Regions from separate parts of the Homo sapiens genome. Here region 2 is linked to region 1. Evidence: chromatin contacts called from ENCODE Hi-C or POLR2A ChIA-PET data. All regions are on one chromosome and are shown on one strand. The core of a region is the stretch at or near the end of the contact, and the rest is flanking DNA. Distances in the headings are between cores, read along the strand shown. Region 1 overlaps ZNF236-DT (ZNF236 divergent transcript). Region 2 overlaps ZNF236 (zinc finger protein 236).

The links. Hi-C counts contacts between places; a loop is a spot of excess contacts on that map. ChIA-PET counts read pairs that join two places held with the same protein, here RNA polymerase II (POLR2A). Pooled maps may share reads with other maps.
Region 2: a loop to region 1 is called in a map of B cell, with 3 times the contacts of the local background. The contact joins two enhancer-like sites. A Hi-C loop is called at or near these places in 7 of 168 maps with a recorded cell type or tissue (B cell, CD8-positive, alpha-beta T cell, Caco-2 and 4 more), 5 of 37 single-sample maps with no recorded cell type and 12 of 50 pooled maps. POLR2A ChIA-PET finds 5 or more read pairs at or near these places in 8 of 52 experiments (BJ, CD8-positive, alpha-beta memory T cell, GM12878 and 5 more).

The regions. Positions count from the first base shown.
Region 1 is chr18:76,802,585-76,805,212 of GRCh38, reverse strand. All of the region lies in intron 2 of ZNF236-DT (ZNF236 divergent transcript), which reads left to right. Among named protein-coding and RNA genes, the nearest start is that of ZNF236-DT, 18 kb to the left of the region's middle. Within about 2 kb of position 1,317, at least 3 of the 41 ENCODE cell types and tissues checked have a DNase peak (open chromatin) inside an H3K27ac peak, as active enhancers do.
Region 2 is chr18:76,843,913-76,846,540 of GRCh38, reverse strand. All of the region lies in intron 1 of ZNF236 (zinc finger protein 236), which reads right to left. The region is part of intron 2 of LOC105372214 (a long non-coding RNA gene); the gene reads left to right. Among named protein-coding and RNA genes, the nearest start is that of ZNF236, 23 kb to the right of the region's middle. Within about 2 kb of position 1,305, at least 2 of the 41 ENCODE cell types and tissues checked have a DNase peak (open chromatin) inside an H3K27ac peak, as active enhancers do.

The DNA.
Region 1 (2,628 bases), core at 68-2,567:
TTATTGTGACACATGGAACATTATGGATTTTGGTGAATAAAAACTAACTTAAATTGAAGTCATTCTTGTAAAATGAAAATACATTTTTCTGCTGTTCTTAACTTTATAATATAGATACATACTATGTCTTATGAAATAGTAAATGGAAAACACGATTCAAAAAGCGCTATTTTGGTAAATAACTTGCATAAAGGGCATATGGACAACACAAGTCCACAACACAATAGACAACAGACAACACAACCTGTTACACAGGCACTCAAGTTCGTCTGCAGATTTGGTTTTCTTTTTTTTTTTTTTTTCACTCCTGATGCCCAGGCTAGAGTGCAATGGCGCGATCTTGGCTCATTGCAACCTCTGCCTCCAGGGTTCAAGCGATTCTCCTGCTTCAGCCTCCCGAGTAACTGGGATTACAGGCATGCACCACCACGCTGGGCTAATTTTGTATTTTTAATAGAAATGGGATTTCTCTGTGTTGGTCAGGCTGGTCTTGAACTCCCAACCTCAGGTGATCCGCCCGCCTTGGCCTCCCAAAGTGCTGGGATTATAGGCGTCAGCCACCAGGCACAGCCTACAGATTTGGTTTTCAATATCACTTGACATGCACAAAGTACGGGTGAACAAGCACTTTTATTCTTTTTTCTTTTTTTCTTTTTTTTTTTTTTCTTTTTGAGATGGAGTCTCGCTCTGTTGCCCAGGCTAGAGTGCAGTGGCGCAATCTTGGCTCACTGCAACCTCTGCCTCCCAGGCTCAAGAGATTCTCCCACCTCAGCCTCCCGAGCAGCTGGGATTAGGACCACCACGCCTGGCTAACTTTTGTATTTTTAGTAGAGACAGGGTTTCACCATGTTGGCCAGGCTGGTCTCAAACTCCTGACCTCAGGTGATCCTCCCGCCTCGGCCTCCCCTCAGCTGGGATTACAGGCGTGAGCCACCGTGCCTGGCCACAAGCACCTTTTTTCTTTATCTCCTATGTTTGAAATTAAAATGAAAAAAATGTATAAACCTTATTTAATTAACAAGTGATGAGTCATTTTTAGTAAATGGACCTAAATACCTTAAGAAAGCCATCAAGTGTCAAATAGAGAGATGTAAGCTACCATGGAGAGCCTTTCGGGACGTATGGAAGGAACCAGTTTGCAATGACAACATGCTGTGGGTGGTGCCTACCTACACTGAAAGATTCGGATGGGTTTTTCAGAGTGCCCTCTTCACTGTCTTCCTTCACCCAGCCCGCCTCCTCTTCCAGGACTCCGACCCACTTTCCTCCTGCGCCCTCTAGTGTCTGTCTGCTTTTCCGTTCCCCCCATTTCTACCTTAGGATTTTTCTGTGCCTTTCATTCATCCTCCGTCTGCGTCTCCCGTGGTACTGACTTCAAAACCCCTGACTGTACCGAAACTCGGTGTGAACGAGGACTGCAGTGCTGCTGGGGATGCATTCTCCATTTGTACTTGAAGAGTTACGTCAAAACCTAAACTGTAGGCCTGACAGATAATGATAATTTGTCTATGGCAAAAACATAAGCTTAACTGCCTATCCTAATATAACAGGAAGCTAAACTATTTATACTGAACTGAATTCTCCTACATTTACAACTCATAAACCTGCAGCTTCCTGGACAGGCAGCAGACACTCCCAAACTCCGCTGTGTCCTAGTATATAATACTTTCGGCCAACCTACATGTGTAACTTACATCATTTTCAGAATATGAATGCTTCAAGTGGCATATTAGACATTAATAATTTAAGCAATGAAATTAACTGATACAGAATATATAGGTAAATAATAAAAGAAGTAATTAAAAATCTTTGTTTCATCAGTTCATATTAGCTATATATGTTCTCAAGTCTCAAAGAAAAGGTATTATTTCAAAGCAACTTAAAAAATATTTAAAAATTAGCACCCTATAGTTCTCATTTAATAAGTTAAATGGGTAATTAATTGGCATTTTATTTCAATAGAAGCTTATTTCAAAAAGCTTTCTACAGAGTTATTTTGTGTAAAATGGTAATTATGCCCACAATTTTCTAAATGAAGCTTGCAGAAAGGGCTCATTTTTGCCATAAACATAATTTTCATTGATGTTTCCCTTAAAGACAAATGTTTCCTTCACTGAAATAGACTTTTGGAAATTGTTTAATTATTTTTACCTTGGCAATTATGTCACCTTCCTTGAATATCCTCATTAATTACATTGCCACTGGTACCTCTGAAGTATTTGGTGTTTTCTTAAGTTCTTTAAGCTCTTTATTTTATTTTATTTTATTTATTTATTTTTTGAGACAGTCTCGCTCTGTCGCTCAGGCTGGAATGCAGCGGCCTGATCCCGGCTCCCTGCAACCTCTGCCTCCCGGGTTCATGTAATTCTCCTGCCTCAGCCTCCGGAGTAGCTGGGATTACAGGCTCGCACCACCAAGCCCGGCTAATTTTGGTATTTTTAGTAGAGACAGGTTTTGCCATGTTGCCCGGGCTGGTCTCAAACTCCTGACTGCAAGTGACCCGCCTGCCTGGGCCTAAGTTCTTTAAGATCTTAATGTAGAGTCTGAAAAGAGGGTTTCAGTCTGGGATTAAGTGCCTTTTTTTTTTTTTTTTTTTTTTTTTGCGACGGAGTCTCCTGCCTCAGCCTC
Region 2 (2,628 bases), core at 56-2,555, 41 kb before region 1:
CAATGGCGGTCTAGACTCTTGCTCTACCTAGGGGCACACCTTTGTACAGGGAGCCAGTTCCCTTCGCTCTGTGGAAGCACCTTCCACCCTGACACCTTCCTGCCAGGACGTGGTGGCCTCCACTGCCCCCACTTCGCTTGCTTTCCTTCTGCTCAAAGTCAGCCCTTTCTGGGCAGTGTCCCAGGCCTCAAATAACACCTTTGGTCCATCATGCCTTCAAGTTCATTCAAATTTCTGGTCCCCAGAGTATCTGTTGTTCAGAACGAGGTCTATCAAATTAATGCATCCTGGCTGGGCATGGTGGCTCATGTCTGTAATGCCAGCACTTTGGAAGGTGGAGGCAGAAGAACTGCTTGAGGCCAGTAGTTTGAGACCAGTCTGGGCAATATAGCGAGACTGTCTCTATTTTTTAAAAAGAGACAGTCCTTAATTAATGCATCCTTAGATAAGGGCTTTTAACTGAAAGGAGCCCCAGCTAGGCTGCAGGAGACTGTGGACCCTGCTGGAACAGCATACCCACACCTGCACATATGCACACGTCTCCACACACCTCCATTGTGCAGGGGTCTCTGCAGCCACAGAGGTCATCAAATCCATTAGGGGACCAGTGATCAAAGAAACATGTGATCAAATGAATGACCGCCTCTTCATGGGATGGCCTTCTGGGGGATAGCTAATTTTTTTTTTTTTTTAAGATGGAGTCTCACTCTGTTGCACAGGCTGTAGTGCAATGGTGCGATCTCTGCTCACTGCAACCTTCACCTCCCGGGTTCAATTGATTCTCCTGCCTCAGCCTCCCAAGTAGATGGGATTACAGGTGTGCGCCACCACGCCTGGCTAATTTTTGTATTTTTAGTAGAGACAGGGTTTCACCATGTTGGTCAGGCTGGTCTCGAGCTCCTGACCTCGTGATCCACCCATCTCTGCCTCCCAAAGTGCTGGGATTACAGGCATGAGCCACCGTGCCCAGCCCCAGCTGCATTTTTTTTAAAGACAGCTAAAAGAAGGACTTGAGGTTTTTAGCAGCAGACATTCCTAATGCCTCCCAAGTCAGAATAGGTATTCTCTGCCACTCATGCACAAACACACATACCAAAATATGCACAAAGCTGCCTGCGTTTAACTGTTATCAAATCTAAGATCTAGAACAGTACTTTTCAGCTACCTGTTTCTGCCCCCTAAGAAGACAGAGGGTAGGTCACTGTAAGAGTTCACTATACACAGGGGGTGCATATGTAGAATTCCAAGGCAGTTTACCCACACAGCCACCTCACACATAAAAATATGACCACTGTTTGCTTTAATTATTCACCCTTTCTGCTACCAAGAACTTTAAACTATCAAAATTAAACAAAAACTGATTGCACAATGATCAGAAAATGAGCAGCTTTGTTTGCCTTAAGTAGAGACTAGTTTCAAAATCAGTTTAAGGCTTTACATAAATATTCTAAATAGAATAATAGCTGTTTACCACCCCAAAAATAAGAAAGCCTATCTCACAGTTGTGCGGAATAAATAAGACAATGTTTCCTGTAGCTACTAGGACAAGGGCCTGCCAATAACTTAGGACCACGGCCATCTCTTTATTCAATGCCCTACCCATCACTCCATAATCCTGCTATTCCATGACTGTATTCAGGCCTGGTCTGTCATGACTTGGCACCAGATAAGCTATCTTAAAAATGGCTCTTCTTCCCCGATCAGGCCCAGCAATCAGGCTAACCAGCTAAATCTTAATGGCAAAGGTCTTTTATTCCCCACCTAGAGACCCTACATTGATTTATACAAAATGTCTACTGGATGCCGAGTTCCAACAAAACTTATTGCATTTATAGCATTCCATGGATTTAACTCAAATTGGCCTCTTATGACAAACTCGTAAGCAGTGTGCATTTAAAATCTCAGTTATCCATAAATCTTAATGATGTATTTCATATTAAAATGAGAGATATAACAGTTTCAGCTTCTGAGTACTTTCTAAAATAACTGACCTAACCCCCAAGCTTTTTATGTTTTTGTTTTTACATTTTGAATAAAAATCGTTCTAACATATGGTTGATCTTCCTCACTCTGCTGTCAGTGTGCACCACCCTCAGAACCCTACTCCGTCACCCCCTATTCCTCTAAGACAACAGCCCCCTGGCCAGGCACCCACACTGCTCCCACCCTCTCATCCTGAGACCAGATGCTGTCGTTAGAAGTATGCCTGGAACACCTGACAGGCATCAGGCCACTCCAAATTGCTACCGCTTTAGGTCATCTCTACCACCCTTTCTCTACTTTTCCTTTTTTTTTTTTTTTGAGATGGAGTCTCACTCTGTCACTCAGGCTAGAGTTCACTGGTGTGATCTCCACTCACTGCAACCTCCACCTCCCAGGTTCAAGCAATTCTCCTGCATCAGTCTCTAGAGTAGCTGGGATTACAGGCATGTGCCACCATGCCTGGCTAATTTTTGCATTTTTCATAGAGACAGGGTTTCGCCACATTGGTTAGGCTGGTCTCGAACTCCTGACGCCGCCTCAGCCTCCCAAAGTGCTGGGATTACAGGCGTGAGACACTGCACCCGGCCTCTTCTTTAATTTAAAACTCCCTTCTACCTTCTTCCTTGTGCTCATATTACAGGCGTG